Linked DNA regions of Homo sapiens: regions 2, 3, 4, 5 and 6 are each linked to region 1. A link is a contact called in ENCODE Hi-C or POLR2A ChIA-PET data. All regions are on one chromosome and are shown on one strand. Each heading gives the region's core, a stretch centred on a gene start or an enhancer-like site at or near the end of the contact. The rest is flanking DNA. Distances are from core to core; before and after follow the strand shown.

Evidence for each region. Hi-C counts contacts between places; a loop is a spot of excess contacts on that map. ChIA-PET counts read pairs that join two places held with the same protein, here RNA polymerase II (POLR2A). Pooled maps may share reads with other maps.
Region 2: a pooled map shows a loop between it and region 1 (2.7-fold over the local background). The contact joins the promoter of LINC00402 here to the enhancer-like site in region 1. A Hi-C loop is called at or near these places in 8 of 50 pooled maps. POLR2A ChIA-PET finds 5 or more read pairs at or near these places in 3 of 52 experiments (activated CD4-positive, alpha-beta T cell, activated naive CD4-positive, alpha-beta T cell and naive thymus-derived CD4-positive, alpha-beta T cell).
Region 3: POLR2A ChIA-PET joins it to region 1 with 15 read pairs in BJ. The contact joins two enhancer-like sites. A Hi-C loop is called at or near these places in 1 of 168 maps with a recorded cell type or tissue (mammary epithelial cell) and 3 of 50 pooled maps. POLR2A ChIA-PET finds 5 or more read pairs at or near these places in 2 of 52 experiments (BJ and WTC11).
Region 4: a map of CD4-positive, alpha-beta T cell shows a loop between it and region 1 (3-fold over the local background). The contact joins two enhancer-like sites. A Hi-C loop is called at or near these places in 2 of 168 maps with a recorded cell type or tissue (CD4-positive, alpha-beta T cell and naive thymus-derived CD4-positive, alpha-beta T cell), 1 of 37 single-sample maps with no recorded cell type and 5 of 50 pooled maps. POLR2A ChIA-PET finds 5 or more read pairs at or near these places in 1 of 52 experiments (WTC11).
Region 5: a map with no recorded cell type shows a loop between it and region 1 (2.8-fold over the local background). The contact joins two enhancer-like sites. A Hi-C loop is called at or near these places in 1 of 37 single-sample maps with no recorded cell type and 1 of 50 pooled maps. POLR2A ChIA-PET finds 5 or more read pairs at or near these places in 3 of 52 experiments (BJ, WTC11 and endothelial cell of umbilical vein).
Region 6: a map of right cardiac atrium shows a loop between it and region 1 (5-fold over the local background). The contact joins two enhancer-like sites. A Hi-C loop is called at or near these places in 3 of 168 maps with a recorded cell type or tissue (PC-3, mammary epithelial cell and right cardiac atrium) and 2 of 50 pooled maps. POLR2A ChIA-PET finds 5 or more read pairs at or near these places in 2 of 52 experiments (MCF 10A and activated CD4-positive, alpha-beta T cell).

What each region holds. Positions count from the first base shown.
Region 1 is chr13:73,701,048-73,704,347 of GRCh38, forward strand. All of the region lies in intron 7 of KLF12 (KLF transcription factor 12), which reads right to left. Among named protein-coding and RNA genes, the nearest start is that of LINC00393, 41 kb to the left of the region's middle. Within about 2 kb of position 1,429, at least 5 of the 41 ENCODE cell types and tissues checked have a DNase peak (open chromatin) inside an H3K27ac peak, as active enhancers do; they include mammary epithelial cell, where a contact is called at or near this core.
Region 2 is chr13:74,230,142-74,233,242 of GRCh38, forward strand. LINC00402 (long intergenic non-protein coding RNA 402) reads left to right here and starts at 1,303. Exons shown (of 2, transcript NR_144451.1): 1 at 1,303-1,611. It also overlaps a transcript of KLF12 not described here.
Region 3 is chr13:73,169,500-73,172,745 of GRCh38, forward strand. No RefSeq gene overlaps it. Among named protein-coding and RNA genes, the nearest start is that of KLF5, 110 kb to the left of the region's middle. RefSeq lists an enhancer at 348-919. Within about 2 kb of position 1,957, at least 4 of the 41 ENCODE cell types and tissues checked have a DNase peak (open chromatin) inside an H3K27ac peak, as active enhancers do.
Region 4 is chr13:72,918,647-72,921,686 of GRCh38, forward strand. All of the region lies in intron 13 of PIBF1 (progesterone immunomodulatory binding factor 1), which reads left to right. Among named protein-coding and RNA genes, the nearest start is that of PIBF1, 140 kb to the left of the region's middle. Within about 2 kb of position 1,610, at least 4 of the 41 ENCODE cell types and tissues checked have a DNase peak (open chromatin) inside an H3K27ac peak, as active enhancers do.
Region 5 is chr13:72,998,818-73,001,997 of GRCh38, forward strand. It overlaps PIBF1 (progesterone immunomodulatory binding factor 1), which reads left to right. Exons shown (of 18, transcript NM_006346.4): 17 at 5-178. Among named protein-coding and RNA genes, the nearest start is that of KLF5, 59 kb to the right of the region's middle. Within about 2 kb of position 1,399, at least 3 of the 41 ENCODE cell types and tissues checked have a DNase peak (open chromatin) inside an H3K27ac peak, as active enhancers do.
Region 6 is chr13:73,089,150-73,092,621 of GRCh38, forward strand. No RefSeq gene overlaps it. Among named protein-coding and RNA genes, the nearest start is that of KLF5, 32 kb to the left of the region's middle. RefSeq lists enhancers at 391-945, 710-1,909, 946-1,499, 1,322-1,616, 1,500-2,053. Within about 2 kb of position 1,467, at least 9 of the 41 ENCODE cell types and tissues checked have a DNase peak (open chromatin) inside an H3K27ac peak, as active enhancers do; they include mammary epithelial cell, where a contact is called at or near this core.

The DNA.
Region 1 (3,300 bases), core at 179-2,678:
TTTCCTTTAAAAACTTGCTAGAAAATAGAAAGCTAAATATAATTTTTAAGAAGTCAGCAGCAGGGACAGAATGGTGAATTTTCCATGAAAATGTTCCTATGAAAAGAGTTGGCTGGGACAATAAATGGAGTCAGACCCCTCCCAGGGCCTGGGCTGCTGCTGCACCTGGGCGACTCTGCATCAGGTTGAGCAGTGGTGATCAGAAACTTGATTTCTATTAATTTCTTTAGAAATAATGCATTTCCCCTAAACTCATTTGAATTAGAATTCTTCAAATTACTTGAATTCTGTAACACACATAAGAGGAATGTGCAAATGTGTTATTCAAAACTATTTTCTCTGGAAATAAGCTAAAAATAAAGACAGCCTACCTACCTTCTTTGCTTCTTTTGTCTAACTCACAAGTACACAGTCAACCTCTTTTGACAATAGTCTTTAAAAATGTGTTTTATGTTTTTCTGAATAATCTAAAGTTTTGACTTTACTTTGATTTGATAATCTTTGATTTTGGTTTCTTATATTAAATCTATGAAAGAGCAAACTTACAGAAAAAGGTATTGTGCATTTCTTTGCCAATAAATCTTAATAAGTTTTTTTTGTTTTTAAGTTGAGACATTACATTTTTGATGTAAAGAGAAAAATCAAAGGACACTAGTTGGGTAACGGGTGGCTAGCTGGGTGATACCATGCCAGTGCTTGGTGTATAGCTTATTAACTTCTAGGTCTTCAATTCTGAAGGGATGGTCTCTATGTCCCATGATAAATCCTTAGGCCACTTCCAGGTTTTGTATTTAAAAAAAAAGAATATGACCATTTTCACCACAACCTGTGCTTCTCCAGTTCTGTGAAAAACCTGGACTAAACTAGGAAAACTTCTGAAAAAGAAACGTGTTAACCAACACTAATAAGAAGAGCATCTGTTTTTTAAAGTGAAATAGTCCTCTAAATGTTAAAAAAGACGACATACCACACACACACACAAAAAAAGGGTGGGGGAGGTGTGGTTGTTATTGTTCATCCTGAAAACTCTGTAACTCCATTTCGGAGTTCATGTTAAATACAACTTTCTATGTATATGCAGCATATAAAAATGTAGGTATTATTTAAATAGACTAAGTGTTCTGGGAAAACAAAAACTCACATCAGGGTTTTGTTTTGTTTTTTCTTGAAATAACCAACTGATGGATTATGAAAACGGCTGTCTCTTTCAATTTTGGTTAAAGAAAAGGATTAAGAGTCACTAAGTGCATTTCCATGACATTTACCCAGCAGAAGGCAGAATAAAGTCTAAAGAAAACACCAGGTATTGAATGGATTCCCAAAACCCACCAAACAAAAATAACTTTTTCAGGTACCTCCCATTTCGCCATCTGAAATGCTGAAAGGTACATGTGTACTGAGACAAAAGACAGGTGCCCTTTCATATTAAAATGACGTGTGAGCAACGCACATAAGAGGAATGTGCAGTTTGAAAAAGCCTGTGTTAAACAAAACATCCATGTTCTCATCAGCTTCTCTATTATTTTCTCAAGCAACTGAAAAGGAACACCTTTTGCAACAGGAAGCACAGGCATTTTCTTAGGTTCAGAAGTGCATTTCTGAAACGTGTCCCTGTTTAACTTTTATAAAGTTACGGGGCCCCAGACACTGACAAATGAGCTTCATTACATTCAAGGCTCAACGTATTTGCTGTGACAATCTGTTTCACTTGAGGAATGGTATTTGCATATGAGGAAAAAAACAAGAATCAAGATTCCTATCTTGTCTTCTGGTTTCTGTTACATTAGTTCATGAAAGTTCACAGAATCTAGATCTGGAAGGAAATTAGGTACCTTCAAGATGAGGAAACTGAAACCTAGAGGCGGGGAAAGAGCTGAGATTACAAGGCCCCTGACTTGTCTGCAGACAGACCAGGCGGCTATACCTCTTCATAGTTTACGGCAGCATACAATACCACAGGTTTTGAAATCTGAAAGAGCACACAGCCATATACAGGCTTAGTCACCTATATGAGATTGATCCAAGGCCAAAAAGTTAAGCTTTCTGAAAGCTTCCCAGTTTGAAAGTTTCCCAGTTTCCTCATCTGTAAAACAGGAATGCCATTTACTCCTGCAGCACTGTTGGGAAACTCAAAAATACACACACTACATACCTGGCAAATAATACCCACTCAATAAAGGATATTTTATATTTACAAAATTCAGGGTATTTCTGTTTTTATAAAGAAATAAAAATAATATAAAGTTAAAAATGGATCCTGTTTGCTATTTTTTCAGCAATTAATTATAGTTTTGGGGTAAGCAGATGCCAATCCTGATGCGATTTTCTTAACATTTTAAAGTATAAAGGTACTTTATAGGCCAAGCAGACCAATCTATTCCATAATGTCCATTTGGTCCTGTCAATTCAATCAAATAAGTAATCAATATGCCAGTCTCCATCCTACTGAATTGCCTGGACTGAATTAATTGGCTATCTTTTTCATTAGGTATTATGAAGACCAAGTGGGTTCCTTCTTTCCTCCTCTAAATAATACTGCATATTCTCTAATAAGTATTGTTGATAAAAATTATATTTGCTAAAGCATATAGTACTTTCCATGTACCATACTTTGCTCTAAGAGCTTTATGGATATTACCTCATTTAATTTTGATAACTTCCTAAAGAAGTCGTTGCAATAACTAACCCCACTTCACCCAGTGTCGTCACCCAGTTAGCATGTGTCTCAATTGCCACTCACCCTGCCTCTCAACATTTTAAATTAGTGCTGTCATAAACCAGGATATCTGGTCAGAACTGGGCACGGAGACTGCAAATGTGAGCTACTACTCACAGGACAGACAATAGTGTTAACAAACACAGGCTAGCCCTTCTCACCCAGAAATCCGATATAAGTGAACTAAAATATCCCATAATAAAAGTGAACTTTAGTGTAAGTAAAAAGTTCAAGGTCAAAAGACAATATTTTATTTGGCTGTTCTGAGTTTTCATTTCTACGTAGTGACCTTTCTTTTCCTATGTGACTGGTTACTTTTTCCTTGGTTTCTTTTGCAGAGACCTCTTCCTTTACCTGTTGCATAAACGTTTCCAAAGATTTTGACTTAACTTCTCGCGTGGCAGGTGTTCCTCTTGGCTCATATGTCTTCCACTACAACCTATAAGGGAAAAGACTCCTAAGCAGCTATACCTCAGTCTCTCTCCTAAGCGCCAGAGAGGGAGACAGGACATTTCCAACTGGTGGTCTGAAAGCATCTTCAATATGAGCAAAACTTGCTCAGCATTTGCCACCTAAACATGTTC
Region 2 (3,101 bases), core at 53-2,552, 530 kb after region 1:
AATTGAATCATGGGGGCAGTTCCCCTGATGCTATTCTTGTGATAGTAAGTTCTCACGAGATCATATGGTTTTATAAGGAGCTTCCCCCTTCACTTGACTTTCATTCTTCTCCTTCCTGCTGCCACGTGAAGAAGGACATGATTGTAAGTTTCCTGAGGCCTCCCCAGCCCTGCAGAACTGTGAGTCAGTTAAACCTCTTTCCTTTACAAACTACCCAGTCTTGGGCAGTTCTTTATAGCAGCGTGAGAATGGACTAATACACGTATCTTTAAGTTTTCTGTGGTGAAGATTAAGCATGGCAGACACAGAGTATGTACCCAATAAATAATAGGTATAATTGTGCTCATCCACACTCTCATCAATTACCTGGCAAAAATTCTATTCAAGGGCTAGGACTCTGCTACTCCACTCCAATCCTCTTCAGTTCCACTATGTTTACCTCAGTTCCCCAACCAAATGGGTAACAGCTGGTTTTGCATGAAAGTGAGCAACTATGGAGGCAGAGGATTGTCTCCTCACGTACTCGGGATGAATTCTACCCCGAGGCACCACACCCTTGTTGGGCCAACTGCACAGAATTCTGTGCATGCACGACTATCAAGTGTTTATCTATTGCCCCAGAAGCAAGCTTCTCTAAACCTGGTGCTTGTTTCTCTCCTATGCTTCCATCTCCTGTTGACCTCCCTTCCAATTCTTTCCAATGTGCCTCATGGAATTTTCATTCTGTTATGAGTAACCCTCTGTTGATCTCCTAGTTTTCATTAAACGTTGTCTGTGCTTCAAGAACACTGAATATCTTTTTGCTGTGTTAAATCCAAAGCTTAGTCATTGGTCCTCATCTTAGTTGAATCCTCAGTACTTTCGCTACTACCACCCTTGTACAAGCTGCTACCTTTTTTTTTTTTTTGCCTGAAATGATACAGTAGTGTATAAACCAAGTATCTCTGCTTGCATCGTCATCTGCCTGTCATGTATGCTCAATGTAGTAACCACAGTGATCCTTATAAAAGTAAAGTCAGGTAAATGTCACTCCTTGGCTACTTCAGGTCAGGGACCATGTCATTTTTTTTTTTCCCTCTGTATCTCCAGGGCTTATCGCTGAAACTTAGCAGGCACTCAGTAAATATTTTGCTAAGCAGTTAAAACTAAGAGAAGAAAGAGGAGGGAGAAATATGGTAATCACTTACCACATCCTCTTTTAACCTCTTGAATATCTTACCAATGTCTTCTTTTGTTCTTACTTTCACATCATTTGATTTGATAAAACAAAACTATTATCTAGAGAGGTAAGGCAGACTTGTGAACTGGACCCGTAGAAGTTAAGTGATGTCCCTGTTTGCAGTGTCAATGAGATTGAGGGCTTGGGCTTGAACCCAACCTTCTCCCTCCAAATAGCCTGCTCTTTCTGTTATGTCATGTTTCATATACAAGTTTGGGAGCCTCCAGCCCTGACTATCCCAACATATACAACATAATGTATATGTTGTCTTTGGAAATATCTTCTGTGAAGGCCAAGCATTTAATATTACAGGAAACCTTGAAGTGGATATGGAAGCTTGGCAGCCAGCTTGGATCTTCCTAAGAGCCTCTTTCCTTCATACCATCTTCAGAGTACGTATCATTCAATAGAGACTCTCTTGCACAGGAATTATTATTATATGCTTGCAAATAGTCTCAACCAAAATCTTTAACCTGGAAATGAAGATGGGCTACTGTCTAGGAAGCCTCTGATTTTGTTATTGGTTTTTATTATCATGTTAGGTTTGTATATTAAGGAGAAAAATTGGCAGAGAGCATCTAACCTATTAAAATTAGATATTCAAAGAAATTTAGTTTTGGGGGGTCTGAATTGATAATATAACATATGGAAGTTAAAATTCTAGAAGCTATGTTTACTATATGATTTCATGGTGTAACAAGATCTGGGAGTAACATAAACTAATCTACCTTCCCTTGTAAACAATCATCTTCCTTCCAAGTCTTGCTGGCAGAGGAAGAGGTTGTGGGACAGTGTGGGAAGAAGGAGGGAGTCAGAGTTAATTTCATTATGTGCTTCCTAAAGAATGGGTTATTCAACAAAAACACTAGTAACAACAGCAACAATGAAACTCCACCTCTCTGAAGTGTATAGAAGATTAATATGATATTTAAGTACATTTTAAATAGATTTTCTATTTCCAAATTGATAACTGTGGTCATGTAAACTTTCATGATCCTTTGCGGCTGACTCTCTTGTATGTCCATTTGGCAGTCTCAGTTTCTGCTACATTAATTTGACCTTGATAATTTATTCATTCATATATGTTTGTATTATTTCTTGAACCAGATTACTATAAGAAACTGTCTTGTTCTTGTCATATCTTTTTCCATGCTCTCACACCTCTAAATAATTATCTAAACCTAAAAAAGGATAAGTACTTTTTAGAAATTTACTTTACATTCAAAGTAGAGTGTCTTATCTAGGTTTGACAGTTTTTACACTCTGAAAATTGAAACTATATCAACAAAAGTAATTTTATACACTGTCCCAAGCTTTTAAGAAAGTGATAAATATACACTGTATATGACATTGAAGTACATTTTGAATAGCTTTTCTATTTCTATCTTGATAATTATGTGGTCCCACGTAGGTCAACAACAACAAAAAAGTGTTGGGCCATCCCATGTAGGTTGACAACAACAAAAAAGTGATAGGTATACAGTGATCTTTATACCTATCAAATTTTGTTGATCTTATTTATTTATTATTATTATTATTTTCTGAGACAGAGTCTTGCTCTGTCGCCCAGGCTGGAGTGCAGTGGCGTGATCTCAGCTCACTGCAACCTCCGCCTCCTGGGTTCAAGTGATTCTCTTGCCTCAGCCTCCCGAGTAGCTGGGACTACAGGCGCGTTCCACCATGCCTGGCTAATTTTTTGTATTTTGTAGAGACAGGATTTCACCATGTTAGCCAGGATGGTCTTGATCTCCTGAACTTGTGATCTGCCTACCTTGGCCTCCCAAAGTGTTGGGATTACAAGCGTGAGCCACCGCGCCTGGCCTGATCTTATTTTATAAAGATACACTGTATACCTATAACTTTTTTGTTGTTGTCGGCCTAC
Region 3 (3,246 bases), core at 707-3,206, 530 kb before region 1:
TCCTCCTGCAGTTCTGGAGCTGTTAGCCAAAAGTGCCATTTTCACAGACAAAAGGCAGGAAAAAGAAATGTCCCCCATCAAAAAAAATCACAGGTTTTCCCAGTTTTTACTGTCTTCCTAGCTCTGGGTCTCACAAATCTAATGGCTCTCAAGCTTTTCAAAGTGATTCTTTTCAGATTTTCTTCTTTCATCCTTGAGTCTCTATTAGAACTGTCCTCTGACTCCATTTGACTGATAACTTTTGATAAACTGACTGGAGCCTCCGTATTGGCTTGCTACAGATTTGCTATAAGAAAAGGTAACTCGCTTTCATAAGGCCAATATCAGCATCCACTAATGCAAGGCGTTTTTCCTCTAATGTGATTACATAAGAATTAATGATGGGTAAACACCAATGTGAAGAGATTTAATTTGGATAAACATTATGAAGCTTGTCTGCTTAATCAGGGTTTATCTCATCTTTTCTGTTTTTTTTCTTTCTTTTCTTTGTGCTGCAAATTTTCCAAGAACAGGGACCAGTGTACTATTCTGCCTACTTCCTTGAACAGGGCAGACAGGAACATTGTGAGACCCAGCATTCTTGTGATACTTTAATAACTTCCACTTCCGGGGAAACAAAAGAGGATACAGATGCATGCAAATGCAAAACCGAGCAAGATACCAGCTGAGCTGACTTAACACCCTCCCTCCCACCTCCTAGCCATGAAGGTGCTAGTGGGGAGAAGCAGTTCTTTGGAGGAGTTGAGGTATTTCTCCTCTCAATCTTGGGTTGCTCTTGACTAGCATGTAGCAGAGGACCTGTGACAGCTTTTTGCTTTGAGAGCTTTTACCCAGAGGATAGCCTTATTTACCACCCCTTCCCCTCAACTCACAGGCTTTTCTTTCTTTCTTTTTTTTTTTTTAGACAGAGTCTTGCTCTGTCGCCCAGGCTGGAGTGTAGTGGCATGATCCCGGTTCACTGCAACCTTCGCCTCCCAGGTTCAAGTGATTCTCCTGCCTCAGCCTCCCGAGTAGCTGGGACTATAGGTGCGTGCCACCACGCCTGGCAAATTTTTGTATTTTTAGTAGAGACGGGGTTTTACCATGTCGGCCAGGCTGGTCTCAAACTCCTGACCTCAGGTCATCCACCCACCTTGGCCTCCCAAAGTGCTGGGATTACAGGTGAGAGCCACCGCACTGGGCCTCACAGGCCTTTCTGAATCCAGTTTTTATTTCCTGAAATGCATACGGGTCAAAAATAATCCATATCAAATGCATATTAATTTATAGGTATCTTTTTCAAGGAGGATGATTAGCAAGGAAATAATCATCGTTTCCACTCTCCCAATGTGATTATTTGTTTCTATGACAGAATCTAATTTCTCACATCTCTCCTTGTTTACTGATTGACAATCTATAGTCCTAGACTTCATTTCTGCATTTTACGTTTCTGCACCTGTGAAAAGGGCTTGAAGGCGAAAGATGAGCATCTTTAGAGACAATGGGCTTGGGGGAAAGAAAATGGCTTGGTACAGGTTGTTATTTTTTGTTCGCTAACTGGAGTGAATGCTTTTTAAACAGTATCTTCCCCATTGGGACAATTGGAAGAACAGTGACATTCATTTTATAGTTTTTGCTTGTTGGGTACTTATTCCTTTCGAAAAGAAAGGAAATTCCATACTCCAGGAGTCCATCTGTTGTTACATTTCATGAGAAATAAATGCACTGGAAAATATAGCTAAACACACTTGGTTCACATTTTCTCCACCTTTGAACTGATACCAGTCATAAAACTCCATCTTGTATAGACAATCTGTTAAAATAAGTTACTAAGAAACCCAAACAGGTATAAAGGTCGCTCTCAGTGTGAATGGTTTTTTTTTTTTTTTTTTTTTTTTTTGCAGTGGTTATGACCAACCCAAAACTCACTCTGAGTTGGCTTTTATAGTCGATATTTTAAACTGTAAACCATGTTATATGACTGTAGAGCCGCACCCAGTAAAGTCAATTTTCCTGTTTTGGAACTCTCGTGCGATGCAGCACATAATCCCTGTTCATTTGTCATGTTCTCACCTTGTTCAGGGCCTCAGAGTTTATGAGCAGGTTACTCCACTGCATTTTAAACATGTCATCTCTCCCAAGGTGTCTTTTAAGAAATACTTATGCAATCAAAAGGAAGCCAAATATGTCCTTAGTATAAGAGACAGAGGATGTTGTTAATGAACTGGAAGGAATTCTACTTCTGGAAAGTCTGAGGAAAAGTTATCAAATTATAGGAATGGCATCTAGATTTGAGGGCAAAAACAGGTACATTAAAGGGCAGAGACTGCTCTTTTCTCTCTCTACCATTTTCTAAGCATCTATTATTTACCAGGCATTTTGTGAAGCATTTCACTTACATGTTCTCGTTGAATACTTGGTGAGTCTCTGTGAAATATCAAGAAAATGGCTTAAGAAAGGTGAATGGCTTGCTCAAGTTCACACAGCGAGGAATTTGCTGACAGAATTCCAGAGTGTGGTTTAGCCCCAACACGGCCTTCATCCCGGGCCACCTACTGGATGGAGACCTCCTTGCCGTGGCTTCCTACATCCCTGCTCCCATGACTTTACTGTTGCAAGGGTAGAAGAACAGATGTATCTTTTTGGATTTGGCCTGACTTTTCAAAGATAAGATAAAGAAGAGCTGGTAATAAGGCTGAGAATTGACACGTTCTTGGTTGGCTCAGCTGAACTGAAGAGCTTCTGTTCTCATCTGGATAGACAGGAAATAATGTGTGACATACAGACAGCTTGTTTTTCTCTAAATTTGAGCAATGGTGAGTCATTACTTTTATTAAAGTTAGAGATGATCCTTTCTTTTTCTGTGCAGGAAAATCTATTGTTTTTCACACAACCCACTCCTACTTTTAAATAAATCAGTTAAATTGCCTATATTTTAAATAAAACTTTTTCAAACTCCTTTACCTACCAGCCTAGAGGCAGGAATATTTCTTTTCTCTTTCAGCCTTGCCTAAGGAAAAATGCTTCTTTTTTTTTTTTTTTTTTTTTTGAGACAGAGTTTCACTCTGTATCCCAGGCTGGAGTGCAGTGGAACGATCTTGGCTCACTGCAACCTCTGCCTCCCGGGTTCAAGCGGTTCTCCTGCCTTAGACTTCGGAGTAGCTAAGATTACAAGTGTGCACCACAGGTTTCACCATGTTGGCCAGGCTGGTCTTGAACTCCTGACCGCAAGTGATCCACCCGCCTCAGCCTCCCGAAGTGCTGGGA
Region 4 (3,040 bases), core at 360-2,859, 780 kb before region 1:
GCCTTCCAAAGTGCTGGAAACACAGGAGAGATCCACCATGCCCAGTCTAGCAACTACATCTTTTTTTTTTTTTTTTGAGACAGAGACTCACTGTGTCACCCAGGCTAGAGGCAGTGGCACGATCTCAGCTCACTGCAACCTCCACCTCCCAGGTTCAAGCAATTCTCCTGTCTCAGCCTCCCGAGTAGCTGGGATTACAGGCATGTGCCACCATGCCTGGCTAATTTTTGTATTTTTAATAGCGACAGGGTTTCACTGTATTGGCCAGGCTGGTCTCAAACTCCTGACCTCAAGTGATCCACCCACCTCGGCCTCCCAAAGTGCTGGGATTACAGGCATGAGCTACCACGCCGTGCCAACTACATCTTATTCTTGTTTATTTTTCACTTTCTCTATCTAACTCAGTGCAGGATACCTAGTAAAATTGTTTCTTCATCAGAGCGTTTGAGAATTCAGAGTTGCTTTTTTTTATGTGAACTGATTTAGACATTTAGAGACATTGTACACTAAGAAAATGACTCAGAAAATAGAACATCTATATGGCTATCTAAAATGATGTATCCTCATTAATATAGTGGTGAATAAAAAAATAAAGTGATGTAGAATATAGAGCACTTTATAGAAAGCAAGAAAAGGATAGTTAGAACTTATGGCTCTTACCAGTTAAACTAAATATATGCCAAATTTTGATCAAGGCGAGCTGAATAGAAAGTATATATTTGTAGCTGGAATGTTTAATTCTGTCTGGTGAGGATTCAGATATTTCAGAATTATGTATTTTTAAAAAATCAGTCCCATTCCCATTTCCTCTAAAAGTCACAATGGGTAACCTAGGATATTTTGTAATTTTCAGCATATCTGTTTCTTAGTCCAATGTTGCCTAAGGAAGAATAGAACATAGTTTTGTGGGTAAGAGACTTATCAGTAGTAAATGATAGGTAAAATACTAAAACTTGAAATTTAAAGGGAAAGGTCATATTCTTTTCTCTATTTTGGCCTCTGAATCCTTCAAAAGAATCTTTGTTACAAGAAAAAATAGGGCTGGGTGCAGTGACTCACACCTGTATTCCCAACACTTTGAGAGGCCAATGCAGGCAAATTGCTTGAGTCCAGGAGTTTGAGAACAGCCTGGGCAACATGGCAAAACCCCATCTCTACAAAAAATACAAAAACTTAGCTGGGCATGGGGACATCTGCCTGTAGTCCCAGCTACCCTGCTCAGGAGGCTGAGGTGGGAGGATTACCTGAGCTCAAGAGGTCGAGGCAGCAGTGAACCGTGATTGTCCACTTACTCTTCAGCCTGGGTGACAGAGTAAGACTCTGTCTCCAAAAAAAGAAAAACAGAAAAGAAAGAATTCTGCTGTTAGAACTTTGCTTTTCTTAGCCCCAAATGCTGAGTTCTTCAGAATCACAAACAATTATTGCTGTTGCACATTACTATTTTTTTAAGAATTTTTAAAAATAGAGGTTGGTTTTTAATATTTAAAGTGAGGATTTAAGGAACCACAACTGATTCATACTCGAAATAATGTTAACTGTCCAAATATTCTAAAGATTCTATCACTGAGCTATCTATGTGCCTTGAACATGTGCCTAATGGGCATGCTATTAATATCTCCTGCCAGCTGGTGCCAGGCATTCTTCTCATGGTGAGCCAGAGGGTTATTTTGAGGAAGTGCTTCTCAGGTCATCTAAGCTGAATGACGGGAAAGTAAGGCTAGATATCCAAAGAGAACATTTATGCATTCCTTCATGCATTCAACAACTTTTATTGAGTGCTTACTGTATGCACAAAATTGATCAATGGCACTAAAGATCCCAGGTTAGGGTCTGATACATTTCTGAAGTTTGCAAAGTCCACATTTGAGTTCATAATGGATATTTGTAAAGAAAGCGGTGGCTTTGCGCTCTTTTTATGTTTATTTAAGATAAAAGCAGTATAACCTTTGAGAGAATTATATGTAATCCTTCACATTTGAAATTAAAGGATTGGAGCCAGACGCACTGGCATGTACCTGTAATCCCAGCTTCTGGGGAGCCTGAGGCAGAAGGATCACTTGAGACCAGCAGTTTGAAGCTGTAGTACACTATAATTGCACCTGTGACTAGTCACTGCACTCCAGTCTGGGCAACATAGAGAGACTCCCATCTCTCAAAAAAAGAAAAGAAAAAAAAAATCAGTGGAAACTTAAGGCGAATGATAAAACAACTCAGTCAAAACAGTAAATGAACTATATGCAAAATAAAGTTTTCATTGTACATCAGCCTATACCAAAATATATTAAAGTTTCAAAGGAACCTATTTTCCAACTACTACACAATAGATTCCATTCATATTAAATTTGATTTAAAATCTTATATGTTCAACAACCAGAATTAGATATTTTAGGGTAGCATTTAATTGGAAGGAGATTTCTGATTTGTTATAACAGTAATGTTTATTTTATTTTATTTTTATTTTTATTTTTTGGAGTTGGAGTCTCACTCACTCTGTCACCCAGGCTGGAGTGCAGTGGCATGATCTCGGCTCACTATAACCTCTGCCTCTCAGGTTCAAGCAATTCTCCTGCCTCAGCCTCCCAAGTAGCTGGGACTACAGGTGCATGCCACCACGCCTGGCTAATTGTTTGTATTTTAGTAGAGACAGGGTTTCACCATATTGTCCAGGCTGGTCTCGAGTGATCTCAAACTCCTAAGCTCAGGCAATCTGCCCACCACGGCCTCCCAAACTACAAGGATTACAGGCATGAGCCACCACACCAAGCCATGTTTATTTCATAAAATTGGAAAATTACTGGTAATCCTACCATCCAAAATAACCACTCGGAAATGTATACAGATATATATATATACTTTCTTATTTAAGATATTATTGCTTGTAATTTAATAGTTTAATTTATTGTCATAGAATTCCATTGTAAACATTTTCTTATGTCATTGGATATTCTTCAGAAAGGTCATTTTTAATGGTTATCCAAAACGTTAATTTTTAGTACTTCCATTTTTGAGTGCTATATTTTCATTACTTAATTGTATAGTT
Region 5 (3,180 bases), core at 149-2,648, 700 kb before region 1:
ACAGGAATTGGCAGCAATGAAACAGATTCTCGTTAAGATGCATAGTAAACATTCTGAGAACAGCTTACTTCTCACTAAAACAGAACCAAAACATGTGACAGAAAATCAGAAATCAAAGACTTTGAATGTGCCTAAAGAGCATGAAGACAATATATTTACACCTAAACCAACACTCTTTGTAAGTACAATTTTTAAAACTCATAATTTTAATATTCCTGATTCTTACTAAATGTATTTTAGTTAATTTTTTCCTTTTACATTTATGAAATGAGTAGATTCCACAAATATGTTTCATGAAAAGACCTTGAAGGATTTGCATTAATCCATTTTCTAAATGTGTATATTACCTATCTTATAGATGATAGTATATTTTACTGTAATTCCTCATAAAGTGTGAAATCAATTAACATAAACTGAAATGCATTGTTAGCTAAAAATATATGTGCACAGAAATTAAAGAAAAAGAAATAAGAAAAATTTGGATTAAAAGGTAAAATACCAAAAATATGTACAGTTATTATGTGCCAATTTTTAAAAATAGAGAAAATAAATTAGGAAATATTGAAAACTATATATTTTAACAAATAATAAGAATCAAGATTAAAAGGCAAGAGAATTAAAATAGGAGTAACATTATTAAATATTCCATTTTACTTCAAATGGTTTCTCAATCATGCTTTCATTTCTCAGGAGAAACATGATTTTTATCTGCTAAACATAGAGACTCAAAACCAGAAAGATTTTCTCTGATATTCTGATTCAGTGAGTCCCCAGAATCTTAATTTTTTTAACTCCCAAGTTGAATATAATAGTCAAATATGAGAACTTCTGATCTCAGTCATTTTATTATACATGCAGATAATGCTACTGAAGATTAATAGGATGAAAGAGATTTTTTAGTGATTATATAATTCAACCTCCCTTTTTAAAAAAATGAAAGTTGCAGTTTAGATCAAATAAGAGACAATTGGGCAGACATGGTGGCTCACACCTCTAATCCCAGCACTTTGGGAGGCCAAAGTGGGAGGATCACCTGAGGTCAGGAGTTCAAGACCAGGCTGGCCAACATGGTGAAACCCTATCCCTACTAAAAATACAAAAATTACCCGGGTGTGGTGGCACACGCCTGTAGTCCCAGCTACTTGGGAGACAGGCAGGAGAATTGTCGGTGCGATGGCACCACTGCATTCACCACCTTGGCGAGAGAGTGAAACTCTGCCTCAAAAAATAAAATAAAATAAAATAAGGGACAATTATTTTAAGGATACGTGTGGCAGTAATGTAGACTAAGCTGACAGGCGGGAGAAAACAGGATGGCTCAGTTGACTAGCCTGGACACAAGGCGGCTGAGTCCATGCATCTTTTCCTCTGTAGTACATCAGCTTCTCTTTGTTTCTCCTCTAGTTTCTGCTTACTCATGTTTTCCACTTCCTCATTAACTTGCTCACAGCCCTTTGTCTTGAAACAGGTTTCTGTACATCCTTTCTGCATCTACTCTCTTATAATGTAGTTCTCCCTGTATTTTCCAAGACTAACAATCTAATTGGCATAGCTAATTCTTGTTGGGTGATACCCCTTTTTGGCAAGACTTCCTAAGCTTATTACCCAGCCTACAGAATGGCTGCCCTTAATGGTGAGCAGGAGTCACACAGTTCCAAATACAGCTGCCGAGGACTGTTTATTAAGGGCTATGGCTAGGCAGGTTTTGCTCAGAGAGTGGGCAGAGATTGTGGCAGACACTATGCTGTGTCTATTATAATCTATAGGAAGAAAGCAGATTGAATACATACACATTAATGGGAAATAGGGTCAGATGAAAACCACAAGATACAGCTGAATACTTAAAGCCTGTCAGCACTCTCTGATCTGCCTTTCTGATCCTACTCTGCTCCAGGCAGTGGCACTATTCCTTCTGACCCTGACCTTCTGCATTTCTAGCTTTAGCTTGGTAACCTGATTGTGATTTTCTGGAATACCGGCTATAATCAATCAGTACATGAGTAACAATAAGATTTCCCCAGTACCTCCAGATAAGGTTATGCAGTGATGATAAAATTAAGAAGATTCAATATTAGTTGGGTAGTTCTTCCTTCCTTATTTTTGCTTATCTGGATTTTCTATTTTATTCTACAATAAAATTCTTTTTAAATAATAATAAGGGAAATTTTTTTCAAAAGAGGTACAAGCTCAGCTATGTCCTAATGAAAACTGAGAGGTAATACTACAAACAAGTCAAATCAAAGACTGTAAGCTAATGCAGAATTAGTAAGGTGAACCGACTAGATAACCTGGGGCAAATCATTAAATGTTCTCAATGTGTTCTTATCTATAAAATTAAGTGGGAGGTTATAATGAAATGAGTTCTGGACTCCTTTTATTCTAGCATGCTATGATTCTCTTCAGGCATCATAATTTTTAGTTATTCTTTTGAATATTTTCAATTTTCCATAAGAATACTTTTTTATATTTTCTCTGAACTTGTTGATAAGGAATTTACCACGCTAATATTTGAAGTAAGAGCTAATCATTTTATAATCTCATGGTTTTATACCTAAAATGAAAACATTTCTAAATCCAGATCCTTTGGCTGAAAGTATTTGCTATAGGTATTTTCCCCTGATAGTAAATTCAGTGATGGATGGGTGGATGGATGAGCGTTTCCATATGCATTGACAATATGAGGCGAGCCACACAAAACTACTGTTAACTGGGTAATGGAGTGGGAGCAGTGCTGTGACGCAGAGGAGGAGAAATAAGAGCTTGACTTTTTTTTTTTTTTTTTTGACACTTAGGTCTTCTTCTGAAGACTTTTTTTTTTTTTGGAGATGGAGTCTCTCACTCTGTCGCCCAGGCTGGAGTGCAGTGGCGTGATCTCAGCTTACTGCAACCTCTGCCTCCCAGGTTCAAGTGATTCTCCTGCCTCATCCTCCTGAGTAGCTGGGATTACAGGCATGTGCCACAACGCCCAGCTGATTTTTGTATTTTCAGTAGAGGCAAGGTTTCACCATGTTGGTCAGGCTGGTCTCAAACTCCTGACCTCGTGATCTGCCCACCTCGGCTTCCCAAAGTGTTGGGATTACAGGCGTGAGCCACAGCACCTGACAAGACTTTTTTTAATGTGCTTTTTTATATGTATACAAATGTTTTACAGTGTACAAGTGATATTTACATCTGAAGGCA
Region 6 (3,472 bases), core at 217-2,716, 610 kb before region 1:
TCTTTCTTTTTGAAAAAATCAACAATTTGTTTTCCATAACTATATGTCATTTTTATTTTTTTCTTTTTCTCTTTTTTAATAATAGAGATGAGGGTCTCACTAGCCCAGGCTGGTCTCAAACTCCTTGGCTCAAGCAATCCTCCCACCTTGCCCTTCCAAAGTGCTGAGATTACAAGGCATGAGCCGTGGTGCCTGGCCACTGTACCTCTATAATTACTTTGAGAGGTGTAGCCATCATAGCATGGCTATAGACACCATTAATCAAAGATGACACAATAATGACACAATAAACAGTGACCAAGAGAAGAACTGTCGTAATAAACAGCAAGGGGCTGTTTTGGGGGAAAGTGGTAGTCAAATGAATTTGGGGTCACTAGTCAGGTGACTAGATGTAATCTTGTAAGGTTGGTGGTCACAGGGTGCTGAAACGCAGGCAGTTTTTCCTGACATAACTAACATACGATTTGCCAGGGTACTGTGTCAGGCCCTTGAGCCCTTTAACACACATGACTTCCCTTACTATAATCCTATAATTCACTTCTTACTGTAGCAAATTTATAGATGAGAACAATAACGCCCAGGAAGGTTAAGGAACTCATTTTCCTCATGGAAACACAGCCAGTAAGAGACAGAGCAGGCTGTTCTGATTTGAACTCATTGACTCTTTTTTTGTTTTTTGAGTCGGAGTCTCATTCTGTCACCCAGGCTGGAGTGCAGTGGCACCATCGCAGCTCACTGCAGCCTCTGCCCCCCTGGTTCAAGCGATTCTCCTCCCTCAGCCTCCCGAGTAGCTGGGACTACAGGTGTGCGCCACCATGCCCAGCTAACTTTTGTATTTTTAGTAGAGATGGGGTTTCACCATGTTGGCCAGGCTGGTCTTGAACTCCCGACTTCAGGTGATCTGCCCACCTCAGCCTCCCAAAGTGTTGGGATAACAGGCGTGAGCCACCAAGCCCGGCCCTCATTGACTCTTTCTACAGTAGCATACCTGTTTCAAGAGGCATGCTCTATATAGGGAAGCCCATCAGAATCCGGGAATTAAGGAAACAAGACATGAAGGGAACTCTCAGCTCATCTAGAGGGCTCCCCAGGCTCCCTTTAGGGCGGGAGTCTGTTCCAAGGTGCAGCCAGCCTGAGCCTGCCAAGAGTAGCAGGTGAGCCCTGTTAAGACCATGGTAAGTGGATTCACCTGCCCAGAGAGAGATGCGCCGATCTTGACTGTCTCTTGAGGGATAGTGGAGGATCAGAGCTGCCAAGATAAAACCCTGGAGCTTGGGAGGATTTCAAGCAAGTGCTTTGTCCACTCGAAAAAGCCTTCATCCAAGCCAAATAAGACAAGTGACTGTGAGAAGGTAATAAGTACATTTCTGGTGATTATACCTACAGAGAGGCAGGAATAAAGGGAGAGAACAATGCTTCCAGGCCTTTGATCTTTACCTGCCACAGGCCTCTCCTCCCCTTCTAGCCGACTTCCTGAGGCAGGAAATGGTGACATCACCCTGCGTTTGTCAGCACTCTCCTGTTCTGAGTCATCAGGATTGCTGGCATAGTGATCCATAAGATTTCCAAGTAGATTATTTACTCCCCTTTTAGGGGCTTGGTATTGCACCTTCCCTCAGTGTACTGTCAGACCTCTCTTCAGTTAGAGATTTCCTCCTTGGGATGTCATTCGGTGTCCTCATAGGTAGTATCTTCTAACTTTTATTAGCATTATCCTTTATTAACCAACTCTAAGTTGGGGGTGGGAGGTCATAAAAATACCCAGTTGAATGAATTACAGTTAATTTTAACCATTCCTCCATTGTTGGACATGAATCCAGTTTCCAGTTATTTGCTGTTACAGACAATGTCAAAGGAAACATCTTTTTCCACAATGTGTGCATGTGTTTTTTTTTTTTGAAATGGGCTTTCGTTCTGTCCCTCAGGCTGGAGTGCAGTGGTGTGATCATGGTTCACTGCAGCCTCAAAATCCTAGACTCAAGTGATCCTCCTACCTCAGCCTCCTGAGTAGCTAGGACTACAGGTGCACACCACAGTGCCTGACTAATTTTTGCATTTTTGTACAGACAGGGTTTTGCCATGTTGCCCAGGCTGGTCTTGAACTCCTGGGCTCAAGTGATCCACCCACCTCAGCCTCCCAAAGTGCTGGGATTATAGGTGTGAGCCACTGCAGCCTGGCCTGTGTTTGAGTATTTCTGTAGGATAGATCGCTAAATGAGGAACCAGGGATCAAGGTATTTAAACATTCATGTTTTTAAATTTATCATATTTAAAACCTTTTTTATGGGTTGAGCATGGTGACTCACACCTGTAATCCCAGCACTTTGAGAGGCCGAGGCAGATCCCTTCAGCCCAGGAGTTGGAGACCACCCTGGGCCACATGGCGAAACCCTGTCTCTACAAAAATACAGAAAGTAGCCAGGTGTGGTGACTTGGTGCCTGTAAATCCCAGCTACTGGGGAGGCTAAGGTGGGAGGATCACTTGAGCCCAGGAGGCAGAGGTTGCAGTGAGTTGAGATCACGACACTACACTCCAGCCTGGGTGACAGAATGAGACTCTGTCTCAAAAAACAAAACAACAACAAAAACCAAACCTCTTTATTATGGAAGTTTGCAACAAATATAAAAATAGAAAAGTATAATGAATACTCACCCTCTTTACCCAGCTTTTACAATGATCAACTCTCAGCCAACTTTAATCTACCTGTACTCTCAACTCTTCCCTGTCTTCCCTCCCCTAGATTATTTGAAAGCAAACCTCAGACACCATATAATTTCATTTGTAAATATTTTAGTATGTAGGCCAGGTGCAGTGGCTCACGCCTATAATCCCAGCACTTTGGGAGGCCAAGGAGGGCGGGTCATTTGAGGTCAGGAGTTCAAAACCAGCTTGGCCAACATGGTGAAACCCCATCTCTACTAAAAATACAAAAATAAGCCAGGAGTGGTGGTGGGCGCTTGTAATCCCAGCTTCTCAGGAGCTGAGGCAGGAGAATTGCTTGAACCCGGGAGGTGGAGGTTGCGGTGAGCAGATATCGTACCATTGCACTCCAACCAGGGTGACAGAGTGAGACTCCATCTCGGAAAAAAAAAAAAAAAAAGAAAAGAATATATACATTTTAGTATGTACCACTTAAAGATGACTGCAGCCTCAAACTCCTGGGCACAAGGGATCCTCCTGCCTTAGCCTCCTGAGTGGCTAGAATTACAGCCATGTGCCACCATGCCCAGCTAATAGTTTTTAAATATCATCCAAATATGGATGATATATTTTAGCCAGGCATGGTGGCTAATGCCTGTAATCCCAGAACATTGGGAGCTGAGGCGGGTGGATCACTTGAGGTCAGGAGTTTGAGACCAGCCTGGCCAACATGGTGAGACCCTGTCTCTACTAAAAATACAAAAAAATTAGCCAGGCGTGGTGGTGTGTGCCTGTAATCCCAGCTACTTGGGAGGGTGAGGCTGGAGAATT